Regions from separate parts of the Homo sapiens genome. Here regions 1 and 3 are each linked to region 2. The links are chromatin loops, found by intact Hi-C in ENCODE. Cell type or tissue: heart right ventricle. All regions are shown on one strand.

Evidence for each region. Hi-C counts contacts between places; a loop is a spot of excess contacts. Peaks named below come from ENCODE experiments on the same cell type or tissue, not always from the same donor. Only the 100,000 strongest peaks of a DNase experiment are listed, where the experiment ranks them.
Region 1: a loop joins it to region 2, with 2.9 times the contacts of the local background. A loop is called at or near these places in 5 of 110 quality-filtered maps.
Region 3: it touches region 2 in a loop (2.3-fold over the local background); 9 of 110 quality-filtered maps call a loop at or near these places.

The regions. Positions count from the first base shown.
Region 1 is chr7:47,298,614-47,306,613 of GRCh38, forward strand. TNS3 (tensin 3) reads right to left here. Exons shown (of 31, transcript NM_022748.12): 21 at 6,219-6,390; 22 at 4,337-4,971; 23 at 3,573-3,659. Among named protein-coding and RNA genes, the nearest start is that of SNORD151, 160 kb to the right of the region's middle. In heart right ventricle, no CTCF peak of the experiment used is centred here; no DNase peak of the experiment used is centred here; H3K27ac peaks cover 2,711 bases.
Region 2 is chr7:47,375,541-47,383,540 of GRCh38, forward strand. All of the region lies in intron 16 of TNS3 (tensin 3), which reads right to left. Among named protein-coding and RNA genes, the nearest start is that of SNORD151, 85 kb to the right of the region's middle. RefSeq lists an enhancer at 4,066-4,929. In heart right ventricle, no CTCF peak of the experiment used is centred here; a DNase peak (open chromatin) is centred at 4,551; H3K4me3 peaks cover 795 bases; H3K27ac peaks cover 1,866 bases.
Region 3 is chr7:47,282,252-47,290,251 of GRCh38, forward strand. It overlaps TNS3 (tensin 3), which reads right to left. Exons shown (of 31, transcript NM_022748.12): 28 at 1,446-1,614. Among named protein-coding and RNA genes, the nearest start is that of SNORD151, 180 kb to the right of the region's middle. In heart right ventricle, a CTCF peak has its summit at 4,148; a DNase peak (open chromatin) is centred at 5,967; H3K27ac peaks cover 1,919 bases.

The sequences.
Region 1 (8,000 bases), 77 kb before region 2:
CCAAAGGCTCTGCCTGGAAGCGATCAGGGCGCAGAACATGAACCAGTAAGTGCTGGGATGCCCCCGGCATGCCTCAGTAAATACCTCCACGGCGCACTCCCACAGAGGCCCCTCACATGCCCCCAGGCCTGACCGGACCCACAGCCAAGGCATCTGTCTGGCCATAGGATGAAACGAATGGTTTCTTTTACACATTTTTCAATGTCTGCACCGTGGCCCTGTGCACAGGATGAGGGCACGGGGAGGAGCTCAACATGCCCCTGGGGATGAAGCAGGAGCTTCTAAACAGCACGCAGTGGGAAGGATGGGCAGGAAAACACAGGCAGGCTCACCGTGCATGCCCGAGACTGCTGGTAGCTCCAGCCAGGCCTGCAGCCGCCCATGCAAGGGACCCAGGGCTGGGTGGGGGGCCTCCTGGGGCAGGGCACAGGCCCTGGGAATAAACCCTGAATTCTGGTGCACGTTTTCTCACAGCGTAGTCTATAAACTTGGGGGCTGAACGTGAATGACATTTTTTCAGTTTTTAATTTTTATTTTTTTGAGATAGGCTCTCTCACTCTGTTGCCCAGACTGAAGTACAGTGACACAATCATAGCTCACTGCAGCCTCAACCTGCTGGGCCCAAGTGATCCTCCCACCTCAGCTTCCTGAGTAGCTGGGACTACAAGTGTACACCACCACACCCAGCTAATTTTTAAAAATTTTTGGTAGACACTGGGTCTCACTATGTTGCCCAGGCTGGCCTTAAACTCCTGGGCTCAAGTGATCCTCCCACCTCAGCTTCCCTAAGTTGCTGGGATTATAGGAGTGAGTCACTGCGCCGGGCCTACTTTTTTGTTTTCTCTAAGTAGGACAAAAGATCACTTACATTTTGTTTCAACTGTGATATACCTCAGAGCTTTTCTTTTTGTAAGTCATGGTTCTACTTCTCTGTGGTAAATAAAGTGTAGAAGCCTCACGGGACTGAGACTTTGGGCACCTGTGGATGGCAGTGGAGGGAACACGGGCTTTGCTCCGACCAGTTCTCCCCATGCCAGGAGGGAAGCCCCAGCTGCCAGGCTGCAGGGGTGCAAGGGGGCTGTGCTCTCCTGCACAGGCAATGGGAGTAAGAGGAGAATTTTAGACCCGCTGTTTTTCCAAACAGAAGTAGGCTGAGGAGCCTGGTGTGCTGAAGTTGGAAAAACGAGCGTCCACACACTGCACACAGCAGCTGCGTGCTCCACCCTGGCACTGGCATCGCATTCCTCACCTGGAGACAGGGATGAGGGGAGGGGAGGCAAGTGAGTCTCCTCGCACCTTCTCACACTGTCGCGCCCTGCATCTGGAGAAGCATCTGGAGAAGCAACACCCCAGAAGTACAACTGGGACAGTAGTACTTAATTTTGATTTTACTTTAAGGTCCTCTTTTCCTCCTGAGGTATTTTTATGTTAGCTTTAAGAAACCTCAAGGAATTAAGTATGTGACAAATTGCACTCCCAAAGAGGTTATCTGGGTGTTTTTTTTCCTCCTGCATCACCCTGAAATGTCATTGTAGCTTTTCTAGAAAAAGGCACATCTGACAGTTAAAATCCAAATAAATGACACCCAAGGGCAGCCTTCCGCTGTTTGGAGACTCTGACACGGGCAGTAGAAGGTTCGTCTGCACAGGTCTCTTCTATGTAAAATATGTAGAAAATGAAAGTTATCCTTTTAGAGCTCAGCTGGAAAAACCAACACTCGATGCACATGTTGGCCATCCTGAGATGGGGTCCTCCCAGCAAACCTTCTACAATGTGTGCTGAAGATCAAGCACATGCCAACAGCAGCCCCTACACATACTGCACATCCACATCCACTTATCCTGCATCTACCAGGCGCCAGCAAGGGCAGGTACCTTCCACATGGCACTGCTCTCAGCAAACCCCCGCGGCAGGCTCGAACCTTGCTACCCTGCCGAGGAAGCCAGCAGTGCACTCCAACCCAAATCTGTCTGTTTCAGATCCCCCCTGCTACAATGACATTGCACAATGAGAGAAGGGGGCATCCAGCCCCACACATCGCCCTGCCCTAGAAGACGGCACCAATAGAGTGGAAGGGTCTGTGCAGAATCTCTTAGGTGCTGGATAGGCACCTCTCAGTTTGGCCAGCTGGAGGAGGTGCCGAGGCACTGGGGGCCACAGTCATCGGGATTCTTGAGACACAAGCAGGGCCAGGGTGGTGGCAACAGGCACACAGCATCCGGCCGCAGAGAGGCCCTCAGCCATGGTGAGCAGTGTTTCACAAAGGCCAATTCAGGGAAATGAAGGTCTTTCCAGGCCACAGGCTTTTTTTTCTCTCTCTTCCACTTAAAATGACAATCGCTTCTTTGAGATCATAAGAGATGCACATTCTTACCATTTCTGTCATCTACATAACTGAATAGCAGAATTTCAGTGGAGAGCTGGACAGAGCTATTTTTCTGCCACTCAACTATTCATTTCTAGGCATTCCTGAGGCATCTTCATAAGGAGAGAGCTTGATTTTCTTCTGAAGTTGAGGTAAAGAGGCACAGAGGAGCCAAGTGGGTCTCCTGCTGACTGCGGGCAGCTTGTCATTTCTCACCGCTTTAAACCAACCCATTCCCTCTTTCACTCCAGCCTCCACCAGGTGGCCACCGGGATTCACTTTGGTTCCTAGGAATCCTGACTCCGTCTTCCAGGCACTGGAGGCATGGCCCTGCCCTGCCTTGCCAGTCACACACCATCTCTTCTGAGGTATATCCCAGAAGCAACAAACTCTATGCACTGCCAAAATGAGGTATCCAGAGGAAGGTACGCTCAGCTGAGACACAGCATCCAGGGAGAAAAGCCATCCCACAGCCGAGGGAAGCACCTTATGAATTCTCCTCATTGCCCAGGGGCTGTCTCCAAGCAGGGCTGCCCAGAAGAGCTTGCTAGCCTTCCTCTCCCACATCTCTTCTATTCATGCTCTGGTAAAAAGTGATGCTCAAAATATTCAAATATTCATTGCTCAAAAATTAGTATTAATGATTTCAAATTAGAAAAAAAAAAAAAAAAAGCCTGACATTGTACCAAGCAGAGAGATGCTCTGTCTGGTTTGTGTGTGAGGCATGCGGCTAAGTCCACAACCGGGTCTCATTATTAAGTGCTTATGTAGGTGTTCACAAACACACAGTGTCCCTGACTTCTCAGAGGAGGGTGTCTCTCCTGCTTCCTCACCCTGTCCTCTCTGGTTTCATGGAGATGCAGGAGAGTGTGTCTCCTCCTCACAGTCAGCAGTTGTGGGCTGGCATCACTGGCAAGCCAGTGGCTGGTGCAAGCAGCCAGAAATTACACCCTACACACTGGAATGCTCATGGCTGGGGCCCATTCCTCACCAACTCCCTCATTAGTAGTGAGTTTTCCCCTATAAAAACTTAAAGGTTGTAGCATGTCCCCAGGAGGCATGGAATAACGTGTGGGCCCTGCTCAAACTCAATCCATATGAAGGCCACGGCTGCCCGATGTTCCCACCGCAGGGCCCATCTTCACACAAGGCAGCGAAGCGGGCACTAGGGCAGATGCCCAAGGAGGCCCTCATCCTCCCCACATACCTTGTTCTCTTGAAATATCCGCCTTGTACCAGAACTTGGAAGTGTCTTGAACAAATTTCACGATCACAAGTTTATCACCTGGACTATCTGTAAAGCAAAATTTAAAAACAGTGACCATGATGGGCACTTTTCTTCTTGCAACCTCTCATCTGCTGTGATCCCAGAAGTCCAAATCCCATGCCAAGGGCAAGCAAGCGAGCGATGTTCTAAGGAAAGGGAACCCTGCCTTTGAAATGACTGAGTTGGAGGAGGCAGTGACTGTTTTATAACACAAAACAGAACAACAGGATGCTTGGATTGAGCCTTTGCAATACATTTTAAGAATACATAGGAAGGTAGTGAGGAAAGAGAGGGTAAGGTTGGTGTTGTTCAACCCATAGACCACACTGCTTCTTATACACTTGAAATATTTCATAATGACGTTTTGGATGAATTAATTTAATTTGACAAGGAATTTGTTATTTACAAAAAGCCATGTTCCCAAGTGACATGGAAAGTAGAACCACTGCAAATGTCTGCACTTTCTACAACTGGAAGGAATCCAAGGTGGCCAAACACAGAAGCCAAGAAGAGTGAATGAAAAGCCTGAGCCAGTGCTTGGTTTTGGACGAGGAAAATGGAAAAGTACCCCAACGGCTCTGGATTTCCTCTCCAGGTGCCCAGCCCAGCACTAGAGATATGCCAGCTCAGCTGCAGGTCTGAACCCTTCCCTTCCCCAGTGAATGGACAGAGGGGCCCTTCCAACCAGCTGGAAACACACCTACCTGGCAGAGGTGAGGCCGCTTCTGAAGCCTTGGAAAAGTCGGGAAGGACATTTGGGAAGGGGATACTGATGGTGCTCCCGCTGTGCGGGCTGGAGAAGCCACTGGAGGAGGGAGAGACTGAGCCCAAAGAACGATCCCCCTCCGAGGCCCGCTTCTTCTCAGGGAGGGGTGGCTGCCCGGGCAGGGTCACACCCTGGCCCTGCAGGCCTGGACTGTGGTGGCTGCTGTGTCCAGGCGCCACCGTGAGAAAGTTGTGGGACAGGAAGCCATTGTCGGCAGCCCCTGTCGCTGTCAGCGGGATGCTGGGGGTCGGTGACGCTCCATGAGAATTGGCCAGCAAGGCCCCCAGGTCCTCCTCGGGCGGAAGGCCACTTCCCACTGGGGCGGTGCCGAAGCCCAGGAAGGCCTGGCTGCTGGGAGGCGCCAGGGAGTCCGGTGGCTCTGCTAGGGACAGCTCATGGCTGTGGAAAGGAGCCTGGAGCTCTGACGGCGGGAAGCAGGACAGCACTGGGGAGTCCTTCCTGGTACCGGAGAACTCAGCGCTGAGGGGACTTCCGGTGGGCCGGCCGCTCCCCAGCAGGGAAACCATGGGCTTGGGGCTGCTCTCCACCCACTGGCGTTCTGCAGAAGAGGAGCTGTTCAAAAGACAAGCCGACCAAGACAGCATGTAAGGTACAAAGAGACACCTGAAGACCAGCAAGCGTCACCCACACGGGAAGACAGGGATGGGGAAGTGGGTGCTGAGGCCCTCCAGGCAGCACAGGAGGTATTTTCCAAAATATGTACACTAAGGCCCTCTCTGAGCTCACGCTGCCTGCCTTTCAAGCCCCCATTTCATGCCTGGATGCTGCAGCCCGCATGAGGGCACCCAGGGGAGCCGCCCCATGAAGGCCTCCACATGCGCAGATGCTGCTCCCTCGGCCCCTGCGCCTTCCCTCCTGCATCTTCACCGGGTCAAGGCCCTTTCGTCCTTTAAGACGCAGCTCAGCTGTGCACCCACTGGGAAGCCTTTTCCTAGCCCTTAGCCAGCACCTGTGGCCACATACACGTGTGCCCTCGGGAGTAGAAATGCCCTCCCGTCTTGTCCCACAGCACTAGGCAGGGATGCCACCCACATTCATCCCCCGCAGCCAGGCCGTTGGTTCACTGTGGGTCCCCTCCTCCTCGCAGCATGATCCCTCTGCCCCATCTCCTTTATCTGCCAGATACACCATCAGTCCTCAATCCATGCTTGCTAGATGAACCAGTTGATTAACGGATACCACAAAGACTACTGGAAATTACCAACCACTTACGAGTACGGAAAGACAGCTAAAACCACACCACGTGACACACGTATTTCACTAGCAATGGAACATTCATGGGTACAGAGTCTATGCGTAATGTCCTTAAATGAGGGCTCCTCTTTTATTTTAAGGAGAACAGAGGTAGAATTTAAAAAGTTAAATAGGGAGCTACGTGTTCATACAACAAAGCATAAAGAAACTTATTCCTACTCTGAGCAAGTGGAATGGTCTCACGTATGAATGTCCTCAGGGGTAGTATCTTTGTGAAGCAGAAATAGGCCATTTTTCCCTGTTAATACCCACCCTCTCCCACCCCCAGGTCTTTCTGTAAACCAGAAGCCCTCTAAGACTGATTTTTCCTGTATTTCCTGTATGTCCCTATATTTTCTCGTATGTCACCACATACACCTGTCCCCGGCGGTAGCAGTGTCGTGCACACAGCCCTGGTCCCCTGCCCCGCCCCATCTTCAGGCCAGTCCCTGCCTGGTCTAGCTTCAGCTTCTCTGAAGAGCAAGCCCCCGCTGGTCCCACATGCCTCTCAGCATTCTGGGTCTTTAAGGGGAACTTGTGCCAAGTTTAAAGATCCATCTTCTTACCTCTCTCTCCTCTGCCCAGGGCCGTTGCTGGAAATGGTGCAGGAAGAAGCAAAAGCCTGCTGAAAGGAGGGCGTCGAGGACGCATCAGCCCGGAGCATCGTGGATTTGGGTCCGATGGGGCTCTCTGACATCCCCACAGCGTGAGTGAGCGTCTCAGGGCAGCTTCGTGGTTCTGTAGCGGGAACACAGGAAGCAGAGAGACCTCGGTTGTAGGACTGGAGAAGTCATAATCTCTGCTGCTTTTGCATGTTCCACAAGAAACAGTGCTGACTTTGAGGCTTTCTGTCATCCATGGCCATACTGAACATGACATCACTACCCGTAATAGGCTGGAGGAGGCGGCCAGCCCTGCACCCACAAGCATGGGTTTATTCTCACCCATCACTGTTTCCAAAAATAAAGCGACCTAATTCAGTCCCCCACAGTGTCCAGCCCATTACCACGAGCTGGTCATGTGAGGAGATGCACATTGGGCCGCCTGGGCTGGTCCTCCCAGCCCCATCCCCCACAAAGGCTGATGTCCTGTAATGTACTCTCCACTCCATGATCTAGGCTGCACCTCACTTTAGAATTGGCATGGCCTTTCCTCTGCAAACCAGCAGGCGACTTCTCCCAATAAAGACCATAAGTGCAGGCCCTGCGGCAGCCGGGCGGCCTAGGTGTCCTCCACCTTCCTTTGGTCCCTACCCTCCCCCCAGCTGGTAACTGGGCCATCAACATCGAGCACTATGAGGGTGCAAACCCATGCTGCTGCTTTCCAGGTCAAACCCCGCTGCTTCAAAGGCCACACCGTGGGGTGCAGAAGCCACCCTCGCAGGTGGGCCAGAACGCAAACCTGCTTGTGTCCCATGCCTGAGCCCAGGCACATTCCTCTGACAGAATTTCTGTTTGGTTTCTTGCCCAGCAGCTGCATTATTTCTGGATATTTAAAACATCTTACCTTTTATATTTTTTCTTTTTTTAAACCAGGCTTCAAGAAATGGACAAATCTACCATGGTCAGTAAAATAATATTATTAGAAATACTGGTCAGTTTGTTTTCTGTTTCAAAACTAATGAGGATTGATAAGAGAATATTAATGTAGAAAAAAACTCCATATTATTCATTTCCTGGAGAGGGTATTGAAATTTAGAGATTTCCAAATAATGCTGTTTTCCCTACAACTCACAGGACTATCACCTCACATGCTTGAAATATGTGTTATTTTAATTATACTGAAAAAAAGGCTACCTTCTTTACCCTTCAAATGAAAACCAATAATAAAACTGAATACCAGAATCACACTTTATAAAAATGACATTTACTAAGAATACTCTGAAAGGAATTATCAACAGCATATGTGATTTCTGAAGATGAAATACCTAGGGGGTTTTCATTAATCCAGGTGCCAATGAGCACTGGTCTGTGGATTATTCAGACCAGTGAGGAATTATATCCAAAAAAAGCAAGGGAAAGCCCTGACCACTCAACTAAATTACCTCCACATACAGGATGTAATATCCTGGTTTTTTAAAAAAAATTGATCTCTACAGAATTTGCACTATCAATTCACAAATGGAATGCACTTCACTCCAATGAGGTAAACAAGCTCCATCTCTACCAAGACAGAATGAACATTCTAAAAATTATATGGTATCCCCACATATGTGAAGTGAAGCACTTTTTTGGTCACACGTCATTTCAATATGAATTAAAAATTACTATTTTTATTTAGCACGAATTCTTTTCCTAAGGAAACCTTAGAGAATTTTTTTTTTTTTGGAGACGGAGTCTCGCTCTGTC
Region 2 (8,000 bases):
ATCCTTCTCTTTCCAACCCAACCCTGCTACTGAAACGTGGCTTTCCCACAAGGAGGTAAGAGGGTTAAGAGGCACTCAGAAAGTATTTCAAAAGTCACCCAAAAAATGGAGAAGACCAAAAAAATATATGAAAACATCCCTTCCATCCCGGTTGAAAACAGATTAGGCAATGCCCAACTGTGCTCCCCGGCATGCTAACAATCAGATAGCCAAAGGGACAGCTGATCTCACACTTCAGCACCCTCCATCATCAATCACTCAGCAACCAAAAATATTCATCACTGATGTGTAATCCACTGAACTGTCCACTGGCCCTGCTTCCAACAGAAGTTGGTTTGAAGCAAAGGAAGGACAAATCTGATAGATTTATGAAGCGACGTGGAACCTTTCCTTTTTCTAGGTATTGATGCTAAGAATCTCATGTTCTATTTTTGTGACAGGTGTGCTTAAAAAGTAACTTTTTCATTTCAAAAGAACTAACAGTATCCTCCCTGCAATTTTTTAGTTTCAAAGGAGAAACTAGAAAATTCTTCTCCATGAAAGTTGGTTAGAATTGACTAAGCACTTGCTATGATTGCTAGTCATAAACGGGGACTTAAAAGCAATACTCAGCCCAGTCCTGATGATGTGCTGGAGAATGGACAAGCCCCCTTGGGGAACAGAGAGAGAAACAAGAGATGGAAAGGGTGGTGGGCACATTTCACGGCATCCGAATAGACAGATCAACAGAGGCAAGGGAAAGACGGAGCAGTGTGTGAGAAGAAAGGCATCCACTGATGCTGAAGCAGCCACCCTCAGGTGAGCCAGGTGAGGCTGCAGGAATTGGCATCTTCATCACCTGACAAACAGAGAGAATTCTGGAAACACCCCTCTCTTACAACTCAGCTGACCTCCTAAAGACAAGGCCACCGTGCAAGCTCCTCCCATGCGCCCAGCACACTGTTAGGCCCCAGGGATCCTACTCAATTCCCAAAGCAATCCTGTGAAGCAGGAAACGGGAAGTCCATTTTACAGATGAGAAATCAGAGGCTGAGAGAGCCTGCACTAACATTAACGATTTTTTTTACAAGCCTACTGAATAGAATATCTGAAATTTAAACCAACCTCCCTCCACTCCAAAAAAAGATAAAATTCTAATCCTAGTCAATCACTTTTTATATTTCACAGATCAACTATCTAGATCAAGACACACACACACACACACACACACACACAAACTCATATACACCTCACTCACTCTTCAGAGACTATTAAGTGCTTTGTGCTTTCCTCCCTAACTCCTAAAATTATTCATTATCAGGAACAGACCCTTGTGGTGTCACAGCCGCTGCAGTGATGGTCACAGTTTTTGTTCCGTTTCTTAAAGCTAGTGCATTTCTATCCTCACAGTTAGTGGATCGGGTGCTGTTCCTAGCATGGAGTCTTCAGTTCTCCCACACACCCATGGTACCAGCAGCCCCATCGGGGTCAGGAGCCATGGATATGCCAGAGGTCCTGCCTGTGCCTGGACCACCACAGGGAACAGGTAGCTTCTCCAGACACAGCCAGGAACCATCCTGTCCCTAGGTCACCCTCAAATGACTCACTTGGGGCCGTCCAGCTGAATCAATTCACCATATCCAAACAGTCCCAATAAGTGGAGGCTTATTGGAATGATGTCTGCAGCTGCAAGTGCCCATGGTGGGCTCTGACAACCACAGCCCAGGGAAAATGCTGAAGACAGAGAGGCTTCGGTTTCAAAAACGAGTGCTCATCTGCAGGCAGTCTCCTGGAGGGGTCTCAAGGACTATGCCGAGTGAACACTGCCAGACTCAAAGGGCTCGACTGTACGACTCCACATAGGTGACATTCTGGGGTGGAGACACTGTGTCTGGACACAAATGGGTGTGGTCGGGGCCAGGAGAAGAGTGGGGCTGCAAAGGGTGTGAGGGATGGTTTGGGCAATAGAAATATTTGCGTCTTGATAGTGGTGGGAGTGTCATGGCATAATGTTTGTCAAACTCAGACTACTATATACTAAACAGAGCAAATTTTACTGCATGTAAATTGCATCTCAGTTAAAACAACCGTTGTGAGATCAAGACAAAAATGAGACTCACAGCAGACTAGACCCCAACCTGAGGTGGCTCCTCTTGATCTCCTCCCTTCCTTCCCTCTTCCTCTTTTTCCCCCTCCTCCCTTTCCTCCTCCTTCTCCTCCTCCCTTTCCTCTTCTTCTCCCTCCTCCCCTCCCTCCTTCTCCTTCTCCCCCATGCCCTCCTCCCCCTCTTCAAAGGCCTTCCCTCCTCTTCCTAAATTCCATGAGACAATGGAAACCCTCTCTCCTTGGGATAACGATCATAGTCCCTTTGCGCCTCATTGTCACATAAAGCGTCTTTTGACATTTCCATTGGAGTGATTCATGTGCACACCTTCCCTCCCCTTCTAGAGGTTCTGGCATAATCCAGGCTTGAGTCCTGGCTTGATCATAGCTGTGTGACTTCAGATGAATCACTCCGCCTTTCTGTGCCTCACTGTCCTTGTCTGCAGAGAAGCAACCTGGAGAAGGGGGTGTTTGCTGATATCAGCTCCCAGGACCACTGGGATTCAACACAAAAGGCATGGCACACAGCAGGCATTGGGCAAACCCTCCTTTCTGTGCTTTCCCCCTCTCTGGTCAAGTGAAGAATTCCCAGAACTCACAAGTGATTCATGTGTGGACCCTCTGGGTGCAGAGCTGAGGGACAGAGGAGTGCTCCATGAACATCTAATCAGTGAGTACACAGAACGCAGGTCCACTGACCTCCCGTCTCGAGAATTACACTGAGGAACTGTTCTCTAATATAAAGCTATGGTGAAAGATGGGTTTAAAAAAACGTATTCAGAAGTTCCCTAAGTCATTTTTTGATATGACTGAAATTGTCCCAGGCACCAACTTTGCTAACCATCCACCCAGTGCGACTTTATGGCCAAGCTGCCCAGCTCAGGATCTTACCAGCTGTAAAACAGTTTTCCCATCCCATACTTTGTTTGTTTCCTCGGTGACTGACAGCAATGATGGCAAAAGCAGCAGTAATAAGCTAACTGGGCAACCACTGTCTTCCAAGCACTTCGTACCTATTGTCTCATTAGGCTCAAACCAAACCCAGAAGGGGTATGGATTCTCCTCTGCTTAACCCACAAGGTTAGGGGGATTGCAAGGGACCGAAGCATGTCCAAGTTTCATGGGGGGAGGGCTAAGGGTTTTCTGGCAGATTGTGTCATGCACACCCAGGGTTCCCATCACTGCATCACATGACCTCCCCTCAGCAGTGAGAGAACATTTCTCCTGGATTTGCTAGGTCAACTGACACATGAGCCATGGCACCGGCGCTGGACTTGTGAGTTTTCCAGCAGACCATTCAGTTGATGGGTCTGGTGCTGCACAATGTGGAACAGCCAGTGGGGGTTTCAGTGCTGGTGAGGACAGGTGCTAAGGGACTGCCTGGATTTCAGGCTCCGGCGCATGGAAGAGTCCATCACCAAGCCAGGAGGGCTGAAAACTAGGCTGTGGCCCAGAGCACAAGGCAGGGTTGAATGGGGTTAACAATGAAGCAAGGGGCATTCTCACATTTGCGAGGAGGGGAGGTACGGGTAGCCCGGGCAGTGTCCCAAGGGTACCTGATCCCTGGAGGCCTGGTAGGGGCTGCAGACACCGAAAGACCTTCCCAGTCAGGAAGCGATATCTGAGCCAAGAGGTTCCTTCTCAAGGGGCGTTGTATTATCTTACCCATAGCATATGCAAAAATCACTCTCGTTTTTTCCATGTGGACATTTATAATTAGAGCATGTATAACCTCTCACTCAAACAAGGTCTGCTTTAATTTTATTACAATAGAATTCTGACTCTTTGCTAATTAATGATTTTTGGAGTTTTTATTAAATCATTTTCTATTCCACAGAAAATTCAAGAGCTAAGAAATGAGGACTACACTTGGGTCTTTGAGAACACTGCTTTTAATCTACTAAATCAGATACTCTATGATTTTGATATATTTCAAGACGCGATGAAATGTGCCCTTTTCCTCTTTTTTTATTTTTGTTTTTACAAAAAATAAAAGACGGTAATAAACTCTACTCTGTAGGGACAACTCTTTCTCTCCTTAGGCAGAATAACTCCATTCTAAGGCATTGCTCCCTTGGTGCATCAGTCTCACCTTGAGAGTTAACTCCTTCCCAAGCCCCCAAACCCAAATCACCCTCTGAGCTGCCAGGAGGGGAGGTGCCCAGCAGGAAAGAGGCTGCAGCGGCAGCACCAGGACACCTTGCTGAGACTGCCGGAGGGCGCTGGAAAATCCCTCCCTCTGAAGTAAAGCTGAGCTGCTTGCTCACGCTTTCTAAAAATGAGGCAGACTGTAAATTCTTAGAGAAATATAGAGCAGAAAAAAAATTAACAAAAGCAAGAACCAGAGCAGAACCTTCCACACAGAAACGCCTGCCCAGCCACACACTGCCTCTCTGGGAAGGGAAGGCATCCCACTGCAGAGCAGGAGCGACTCAGGAGCTGGGCCAGATTCCAAGCGCTCCCGCGGTCTCCTGGGTGAGGCTCTGGAATGTGGCGATAAAGGAGCACTGTGCTCCGAGTGGGGCTGTGGCAGGCGTGTCACAGACGCCGCCAAGGTGCCCCCACAGCCGTACTGACAGCAGGGCAGGCCAGGGCGGCTCCCCGGGCAGACCTCTCACACCAGCACGCCGGTGCAGGCTCAGCATTCAGCAGGCGCCTATCTCAGGCCTCTGACTGGGCAGCTCAGTTCCCTTTTGGGCACTCCTAACTGAAAACACAGGGGCCCAAGCCCAGAGGAAAAGAGGAGGTCCTGTTGGCCTTATCTGAGGCCACCCACGCCGGCTGGCCACAGAGGCGGCCAGAGAGCTTGCAAACAGCATGTCAGACCATCACTGACTCTTCCCCAAAAAGAAGTCAGTAAGTTAAGACTCCTCCAGCTTGCAAACCAATAAAGGCATTCCTGGACAAGTCCTGAGCGACATTCCTTCTTGCCCGGTTAAAGCATCCGTTCTGCTGATTATTCCACTCCATAACGCCCTCTCCTCCTGGCTAGTACCAGCTCTTTTCCTCTGGAAGTCTTGGCAAGTTGGTAAATCTCAGCAGGCACACAGCTCAGTTTCAGGTCTTTGTAGCATTACAGAAGCCACACACATGCACACACACACTCACCACACAGGCACAGACACACATACACATATGCACGCGCGCGCACACACACACACACACAAATGCTCTCTGCTTACCTTCCTTCAAAACAGCCCAGCGGCTCTCTCAGTCTGCACCTCTGAGCCCAGTTTTCCTTGACACAGGCTTTCACAGCAGGACAGTGGCATGCCAGAGGAGGGCGGGGGCGTGCCACCTCCCTCCCAGGCACCTGGCCTCCCACTAGTGTAGAAGGTAAAAGATCTCCTTGGCTATGTAGGGACTTTGATTCCGCCAAAAAGGCCAGGGCAATGTAAATAAGAGGGTGGGGTTTGGTGCACTCAGGTTGAGTGAAATTTGAACTCCAGAGGCTGAAAGGTGGAGAAAGAAGCTCCTCCTGGGAGTCCCTCACCAGGTTTCTGCCTTCACTCCTGAGTGTTCTGAACTGACGTCCAGGAGCCAGCACCAACCCATGCAGCTTACAAAGCACAGTTTCAGCCTCCTTTTGCTTTCTTCAAAGTAACCAGGCGGAAAATCTTTGCCACACATGCTCCATCTCCTGGGAGCTGTCTCTCTGTCTTTTGTGCGGGATGTGGCTAAGAGTACAGCGTGAATGTTCACTGCACACAGCATATTTTGTGTGGTTAGCCCAGACCTCCACGTTCTGTGTTCAGTGTAGCAGATCCTTTTCATCTCAGCCTCATTACATTCAACGTAGGTGGGCTTCAGACAGTGGCTTACTCTTTGCTTTGGCTCAACATGGGCCACAATACCAACCACACACTTTTACTCTTTAAATGAACAGAATATGACACAGCAAACAAGCAAAAGCCCGTTCTGATGCCTTCAGGTTCCCACAGCACAATGGAAACCCTTTTAAAAATCACCAATCAGCCATCCAGGGGAGACAGGACATACCTGGGCTATAAGTGCACGCAGAGGGTAACAAATCTTTTAAATCACCCGAGATGGCCACATTGGCATATGTCGCTTACAGGAGGTTAAGGTAAAACTCAGCGCACCCTTGGGAGAAACAATCTCTTTTATGATGAGACATAATGCACTTATTGTGCAAAAAGTTCTATCAAATTTGGTATTCTTTAAAGGGTATTGGCTAACCCACCTTCCTATCAAGAGAACCGAAATTATTGTTACCATTCTGCAAATGATGTGATCACTGCAATAAAGGCAGTGACTAATTTATCACAAAATACTTTGCTTTAAAGAATACACATCAAACGAAAAGAGATTAGAAGTAGTGAATACAACGCAATGAATGTCCGAGTCTCTCCTGAGCACCGGGGTCTTTCCAAACTGTAGCTAACTGTATGTCTAGATATGGCTAGGGGGTCCCAGCCTCCTACAGGATACAAATCTTAAAATCAGACCACTGCATCACAAAACTGTGCAAGAAAAGCAACGGCCAAGGTACCTTTATCCATTTCTAATGGAAAGAGGCAGCAGGATTAGTTGTATGTTCAAAAGGAGTGTTTCCTTTCATGTTGTTCTGGGTTGGGCTTGATTTGGGTGGGGTTGGGGTTTTTGTTGTTTTGTTTTTCGGTGGCTGAGGGCAAATTTTCTTCATGTGGATGACAGCTTTGTAAACGGGCTGCCATAAGCCTTTGTGAATATATGGCAACAGGCACCCACTGGTCTTCAGATCTTGTTTACGTAGCTGGCAGCCACTGAGCAGGCAGGCTCAGAACGCTCTCATTTTCTACAGGTTCCCTGCTAATGGGTCTTGATTATATGGAGCCTGTGCAGGCTGTTAGTATTAACCTTTCTTGAAACAACGTGGTCTTTTGAAGCTTTGCTGATGTTTGGCCAGAAGGCAGTTCTGTGGCTCAGAGTGTTTTGAAAGCCCCCAAGCCTTTTCACCCTGAAGGGTTGTAATTCTGTGCAGGAGGCTGGCCAGTCCACCCTTAGTATGTGCGGGGGATTGGTTCCAAGACACCAGCACCCCCCAGTCCCCCACCACCCCCTGTGAGTATACTAAATCTGTACATACTCAAATCCTGCAGTCGACCTCGAGGAACCTGAGTATAGGAAAAGTGGACTCTCCATATACACAGATTTCTCATCCTAAATACACCGTATTTTCAATCTGTGTGTTGGCTGAAAAAAATCTGCATATAAGTGGACTCACACAGTTCAATTATCGTTCAAGGGACCACTGTGCAGCTAATGAAGAAAAGACTTGTTGAGTTTCCCGAATATCTCTGAAAATAGCAAGCGGGACAGGAGGTTGGCAGTATGTTTAGTGCCACTCCTATTTGGGACTCCCTAAAGGCAGAAGAAAATTCCAGAATGGGAAACCAATTAGAAGGATGAGAAAAGATGTGGAAATTTCAAAAAGTAGTGGGAAAGATTAGAGGTATAAGAATATCCTAGGGCCAAAACACAGACAAGAATGTTCACAGGCAACGTTATTCATACTAGACAAAAAGTGTTACGAGCCCAAATGCACACCAGCTAACAAATGAATAGGCAGAGTGTGGTGTGTCCACACAGTGGCACACCACAGCCATGAAAGGATGGAGCGTAACAGGAATGCAGCTGGAACACAGGCTGAGTGAAAGAAGCGAATCACAGAAGGCCACTCATTGCACGACTCCAGTGAGTGAGATGTCCGGAATGGGAAACAGAGAGAAGGAAAGTAGCTTCGTGGTTGCCAGGGGCTGAGGAAAGGAGGAACTGGGAGTGACCACTAATGAGTACAGGGCTTCTTTTGGGGTGATGAAGATGTTCTGGAATTAGATAATGGCGACAGTTCCACAACCTTGTGAACGTACTAAAAATCAATGCATCGTATACTTTAAAATGATTAGAATGGTAAA
Region 3 (8,000 bases), 93 kb before region 2:
ACTGGGACCCTGGGTGAGCCATGCAGCTGAGCCATGCCCCTGACCCTGAGTCTACCATGCAGATGAGCCATGCCCCGACCCTGAGTCTACCATAAAGCCAAGGCACAACCCTGACTCTGACCCTGAGTCCACCAAACAGCAAAGCTATGCCCCCTGAACCTGACCATGAGTCCACCATACAGCTGAGCTATGTCCCTGACCCTGAGTCCACCGTGAAACTGAGCCTTGCCTGTGACCCTGACCCTGAGAACACAGTGGGGCTGAGCCATGCCCCTGACCCTGAGAACATGGTGGGGTTGAGCCACAACCCTGACCCTGTCCCTGCGTGTGCCACACAGGGCACTTGCTGAGTGCCCTTTTCATTTGAGACACTAAACCTTGAAATAGGTATTTTGGTGCAGGATTGAAATACGAGAGCATCAAGCATTGGGACCCTGCCCAGGGTCATCTACTGGTCAGTGTCAGGGGCACTGAACGGGTCTGACCAGCAAAACCCACGTTCTGCTTTGTGCTCATTTTTTTCAGCAGATGAAGGGTGATGAGCTAAACCTGCCTAAACTCACTTATTCCTGAAGCTACAGAGGGGAAGATCCTGCCTTCAACCTCCCAGGTGGTTTGGGCAGATGAAGAAAATGTCTTGCTTCTAGGGACATGGGCACCACAGAGAGGCATGGGGGCCCTGCTCGGGGAGCATCCTGGGAAAGCAGCCAGGCTGGTCTGAGTGTCCCCTGCCGGCCTGTCTGCTGTGATGGCTGCTGCCATCATGCTGCTGCCACGGTTGATGCCAACGTGCCTCCTCAACCACACAATACAAAATAATTGCATCTGAAATGCTCTGTTCCTAGGCCACAGGCTGCACTCAGGGATGGCATTCTGGAGGGAGGGAGACAGGAACAGCCCTGTGGCTGCTCTGTTCCATGCTTATGCTGGGCATTCAGTAAAGATCCACATGGAGAACATCTGCTCCAGCATAACTGGCTCAGTAACAGCTCAGGCGTAAGTCATTTGAAATTGGCCAACGGAAATAGTACATATCAAGGTCATACGCTCACCTGAAAGGAAATGACCCTCTGTTAAAACAATAGGTTCCAAGATCATTGGACTCTGATCATAGTATCAGAGTGTTTTTAAGGAACTGAGTTAAAAGATTTTTTGCATTTGCAATTATGTGTGTATGTGTGTAATTTTAAAACGCCAAACGTCTTTTTTTATTTTATTTTACTGATTTCTAAGAAAAATAGCCTTGCAAACAAATGCTAAGAGTTCCTATGTGGTTCCCAGGACGTATTTAATGACAGAAAAATACCTAGACAGACCCTGGGTGACTCATGACCTCAAAGACGGCTAATGATTTACCTGGATGACTACTCACACTAGGGAAGAACAAGAGGAACGTGACAGCCCCGCCCCTGCTGGACGGCTCCTGCCTCCCTCTAGGCACTCACTTCCTCTGATTGTCTGTCAGGGTGATGCCCTGGGCTGACACCTTGAAGTGCACAACTGTGGACACAGGTGGAGGCTCCTGGACCAGGGTGATGCTCAGGGCCTTCTGGATCGCCTGGTGGCCGGTGAGGGACTCCATCTCCACAGAGTTCAAGTACCACACATTGCAGGCTGGAAGACACCAAGGGAGACACATGTTAGTTGCAACTATTGGGACAGGTGTGTCCTGTTAACACACAGGCAGTTGCTGATGTGCAGACTGGGTTTATGAACAACTTGCGCATGTGGCCTATGCTGGGTGCATGTAAGGCAGATGGCCTTTGCCCCTAATTCTGAAAACATGAACAGTGAGTGCTCCAAGGATGCACTTACTCCCATGTCAAGGCAGAGAATAAGCGAGTTACTAGAGCAAAGCAGACCCGCCTGGTGTGGCTTTGCCTTCCCACCAGCCAGAGGGAGCTTTCTATTCGCCCTGCAGCAGTATTAAACCCTCGTGTCCCAGGTGGAGCCCAAGGCACCTTCTCTGGTCTCAGGGTGGGTATGGACAACAGTCACATTAATATGAAACCCAACTACTGTTATAGGTAAGGAGCCCAGAGGCCCTTGAGAAACAACCATGAGGGAAGCATGTGTCCTCAAATCCTGGTTGCCAAGAGAAGGAATGGCTTGCAGTGAGCTCAGAGAACAGGCTGGAAAAAGCCAAAAGTGGCCCGGCCTCACCTGTGTCCTGGCTCCCCATGCTGCCAAGGGAGAGCTGTGGGTCTTGTCCCTGACCATCTCCTCTTGGGAGAAGAAAAACAACTGGGCTCCATAACAACCCTTCTTTCCCTTCTAGCCTGTGACCCTGCAGTTCAAGCATAAGTGCACGTGTGACTTTGGGGCATGGGTGAAATTGAGGTGTTCCAAGACATCCAGCCTTAGCCTGAAGCTCATTCACTGAAGTAAACCAGGGCCTCTCCTGCCCAAAGGCTGAGTAGGCTTCCTCCTGAGGAACAGAACTGCCCTCACTCACTTGCCCCTTGTCTACTGTATACATGTCCCTCTATGTGAGCATGTGGGTGTCTTAATTCCGTGGTTAAAGGCCTCTAAAGTTTCACTTAACAGAAAAAGAGTGTTTTCCCACAGTCTACAGCAACACATCTCAGCACTCGGATGCACGGTACGCGCTGGGTAGTGTTGTCTCCCTCGGCCGTGTCCTCCTGGGGTAGGCAGCCCTGGGAAGCAGCTCCATTTTCTCTTTGCCTTTAAGTCTGACTTTTCAGAACCAGCAAGGGCCATGCCTATTGGCAGGTGTGTTGGCAGGTGCACAGACAGATGTGTTGGCAGGTGGTTTGGCAGGTATGTTGGTAGACGTTCTGGCAGATGTGTTGGCAGGTGCACTGGAAGGTGTGCTGGCAGGTGGTCTGACAGGTGTGCCACAGGGTGCATTGACACACAAGCCCACAGATGGGCTAGGATGTCCCTGGGTGTCACAGTGCAGGGTGACTTGTGAGTTGCTGGACCATCCTTTCTATCCACCGCAAAGGCCATATTGTTTATAGCTGAAGACACTCTGAGGAATTGAGCCCACTATTTTTGATGATCACTTGGTGATATGGTTTGGCTCTGTCCCCACCCAAATCTCATCTTGAATTGTAGCTCCCATAATTCCCATGTGTGGTGGGAGCAACCTGGTGGGAGGTAATTGAATCATGGGGGTGGGTTTTTCCCATGCTGTTCTCGTAATAGTGAGTAAGTCTCACGAGATCTGATGATTTTATAAAGGGTAGTTCCCCTGCACATACTCTCTTGCCTGCCACCATGTAAGATGTGCCTTTGCTCTTCCTTTGCCTTCTACCATGATCATGAGGCCTCCCCAGCCATGTGAAACTGTGAGTCCATTAAACCTCTTCTTCTTTATAAATTACCCAGTCTCAGATATGGCTGTATTAGCATCATGAGAGCCGACTAGTATACTTGGCGATATTTATCAGGTGGATATGAAATGCCTAGAAGTAACCTAGTGGTCCCGCTTCTGAGGAGATTGAGAAAGGAAATATTCTGTAACCACATAGGATAGCTAACCTTCAGGGAAAGACATTTGTGCCACATATTCATTACAGTGGGAAAAACCAGAAACACATTAGAAATGAGAGAGGGGTGAAATTAGCTCCCTCGGTGTAATACCAAGCAACCAGCAAGCGGTAACCAGGAAAATCACATGGCAGCATGGAAAGACGTCATCAGCAATCAGCAGGGAAAGCAGAATAAAAACCACGTCTGCTATGATTAGAACGGGAAAATGAAAAGCATGTGTGCATCAGATAGGAGCTGCGAGGGAGCCTGGAGAATTCAAAACAGACTTCACGAGAGGGACAGTCCGCCTTTGATTTTATTAGCATTACTGTCATGCTGATCATGCAGTTATGAAAGAGAGAAAAAAGGGAAAATTTTGACCTAACTACTAGGAAAATTCCACAAAATTGGCACAATCTCAATCAGTTCACACAGAACCACAGCTGCCACAACCCAGACCCATGCTCTCTTGAAGGAGTCACAGATGGCTTTCTGATGAGGAGCAGTCTTGCTGGCTAGAGTTTGGTAGCAATCTGCTGTTTGGGGAATCTCTCTCCCCAAATGCAGGAACTATGTCATCATTCCTTAAAGCAGAGAAGAAAATGCTGCCACTAGGGAGGCTGTTCTACGGAGCACACATCAACCAACTGACACCAAGTGCCCCAAAGCCTCTCTCCAGCAGAGAACAGGCATGCCTGCGCCTGCCTATGATTGTCCAACTGCACCTGACCCAAGACCATCCAATGCCACTTGACAGGTGCTCTTGGCCAGAGGTGAAGATTCAGTGCCCAGTAAGAGTTACCAGGAAGGCACCCACCAGACCCATGGCATGGAGTTCTGTCAATTGCTAGGCTACTCTGGGAAAGGGACTTGATAACACAGAACAAAAGTCTGAGGCCCACATGTGGGAATTTGTCCTAAGGCAACAATCCAGATTTCAGAAAAAATAAATAATGCAGAAAGATGGTCCTCTAAGCATTGTCTGTGGTATTAAAAATTAGAAACATGGTAAATGAACATCCATAAGGAGGTGAATTATATGATGGACTATTGTGTAGCCATGAAAAAAATGAGACCTGCATTATGTTTGTAAAAACCATGGGTAAACTTATTATGCTAAGAGAAGAGAAAAGAATCGTACAGGCAGCATGACCCCAAGTACAAGGAAAAAGGCAGCATAGGATTGGATCTGCTTGACATCAGGAGTGGTCTTTGGGCTGGAGAACACTTTACCTGCTGTCCACTCTTCCTCCCAATATTCAGGGGCTGCATAGGGGCAACCGATCTATGAGTAGTTCATTTTTCCTTTTCTTTTATTTTCCATTTTTAAAACTTAAAGAACATATAAGACTCTATAAAAAAAAAAAAGTATACCTACCATATGCTAAAAAATGCAACTGCAACATTTCTGGGAAATCTATTAGAAGGCTACTGAAAAGAAGTAAGTCTTTCTTTTCAGGATTATATTATATTCCTCTGCTTCAACAAGAAACAATTAAGAACCGAGGCTTAAAACACAAATAGAAATTGTTTTAGAGATTGGAACAAAGGCATAATGGCCTTAATATTTAAAAAAAGGGATTAAACTGGAGAGCATTACAAGTTTATTCCCATCTTTGTGAGTTGTCTGCTAATATTTCTGAGTTTCAGCTTCCTGAATCTTTATAACGGGGAAATTGGACATGATCATCTCAAAGAACATTGCACATCCAGGAGTCTAGGACTCTAAGTGAATTAGGACAACAGATGAAGTTCAGTTTAGGAAAGAAAACTCACTAAATTGCTGGAGGTCATCAGAGATTGCAATAATTCCACCGTCTTGCTACAATGGTTGTTCTGCACTGATTCTAAACACCTGCAGCCAATCCTCCAGGTGAAGACGACACTAGCTGAGGGGTGGTCACTGTGACAGCCTCACTCCTCTGGTGACAGATCTGCTGTCCTGGTTCCGTGGCTTGGAATCGCGGTTAATGTAATGGACAGCAGACATTCGCAGCTCTCAATGTGTTTCAGAAATGAGATTTTTAAAGGAAAGAAGCTCAAGGCAGTCATAATTTAAGCTTCATATATAAATGCCCAACTCAGATGATCAGATACAAACTCCAAGTTCTGAATGAAGTCTTGACTCTAAGAAGACCCACCCTTAAAAAACATTTGGAGTTATTGATACATTTCATACGTAATTTTAAAAGATGGAAGTGCACTTAAAAATGATAAGTCAAGATAGAAGAGAAAGTTTTAATATCTAAAAACAAGTGCTATTAGGATGCACTGTTATGATCAACTAAATTCATTCAATTCATTTATTAATTCCACACTTACTGGGTGAATGCAGGATAACTAAGAAGCTTAAGGAGAAAAGTGAAATTGCGTGTGCCCTGGTGCTACCATATAGGGCTGAATGGGCAGGGCTGTGTCCCTGAGACAATATGGGCACAGCTGGACGTGGGAGCTGAATGCCAGGCCTAGATCTACCATTCAGGAGCCAGAGCTGCCAACTTGGGTCCTCTGTCTATGACATGGGATGACAGGACACTACACCCACACGCCCTGTGGGTGAAGGGGAGGAGACAATAAGCTGGGCAGGACAAGTGCTCTGTGCCTGTTGCTATCACCGTTCTTCTGCGCTTTCTTGAACACTGCCGATGCATAAGTTGTGATTTTAAAACCACTAATTAAAGGTTTTCAAAATTTCAAATACATTTTTAAAAGGTGCAACTGAAACAAATAAATCCATCAGAGTGGAGCTGGTTTTGTAGCCCTGTCTCCTCAGTTGAGAGTGAGTGAGCTGCTCATCAGATAGGTCTACAGTAAATTCCTGCATCCTTCTGGGCACTTCACTGGGACCCACAGACAGGGTCCACTGTTACTTTAACAGAAGAAAGCTAAGAACCATGATGGGCTCCAGGGACCCCCTAAAACAGATTTAGGGGCTGTGGCCCAGGACCAGCCCAGGTCCCTCACAAGGGAAAGGGTGAGGCCGGCTTCCCAGGAAAGGCCATTCCTCTTGGGCCAGAAAAATGCTCCCAAGGCATTGTCAATGTCCTATTCATTTAATCTTTTCAACTGCTATGTGTGGAAATATTATTATCCCCACTGACCAGATACAAACCTCAGGTCCGCATGGCTAAGTGATTTGCCAGAGATCAAAATCCTGAGTAGCAGAACATGGCCGGAAACCCATGACCACAGCTACATTTTTCATTTTGGAGCTTCGAGTTTTAGCACACTTGCAATTTGGGGCAAGCTATTTTCACCTTTGTTTTGGCCACAGATAACTTATCCTATAAGGAGAGTCTAAAATAACTTAAACACTACAAAATTCCATTCAAAACAGAGTAATTTTACTTTAGCTTGGTAACAGACACAGTGATGTATAATTTTACAGGGAAAAGCTACATAGAAGAATAATACAAATTGTAGAGGAAATAAGAAAATGCCTATACATTTCATACACCTTCATTGTGGAGTTACACCTGTAAACTACTCTGCAGATATGAGGTACAGAATGGAGGTATTTCTAGTCCAATTTTCTACCAGACTCAGAAATTCCCTCCCCAACATTTCTGACAATAAACACCTACCTTGCATGAAAAACTTAAAACAGTTTTGAAAGTCAGGGTTTGAAAGTCAGCAGTCCCCACTGTCCTCTCTAGCTGTGTCCCTCCCTCATGGCCACAGAACCACAAGAGCCCTATGGTGTGTGGTTTGTTTACAACCTTCTTAAACTGGGGCCACTACGACTGCATCTAATGCTGCAAAAGTAACCTGGCCTGGAACTAGTAAGCGATTACAGAAAGATGCTGGATACAAGGTTAATGTACAAATGGTCAACTGCTTTCCTACAGACCAGCAATAAACAAGTAAAATTTGAAATTAAATACACAATACCATTTACAGTAGCACCTCCCAAAAACTACTTACATATAAATCTAACAAACTATAGACAAGATCTATATGAGGAACACTATTAAACTTTGATGAAAGATACAAAAAACTAAATAAATGGAGAGATATTCCATATTCATGGACAGCAGGACTCAACTTTTGCCAAGGTGTCAGTTCTTCCTAATTTCATCTATAGATTCAATGCAATCTCAATAAAAATCCCAGCAACTTATTTTGTGGATATTAACAAAGTGATTCTACAGTTAATACAGAAAGGCAAAAGATCAAAAATAGCAAACACAATATTGAAAGAGAAGAGCAAAGTTGGAGGACTGACATTATTTGACTTCCAGGATTACTATAAAGCTAAAGCAATCAAGAAAATGTGATATTGGTGAAAGAACAAATAGGTCAATTAAAGAACTCGAAAGTAGACCCACATGAATATAGTTAACTGATCTTAGACAAAAGAGCAAAGGGAATACAACTGTGAAAAGACAGATTTTTCAACTGGTGGTACAGAAGCAACTGTACATCTGCAGGCAAAAAAATAAAAAATGAATCAAGACACAGACCTTACTTCCTTCACAAAAATTAACTTAAAACGGATCACA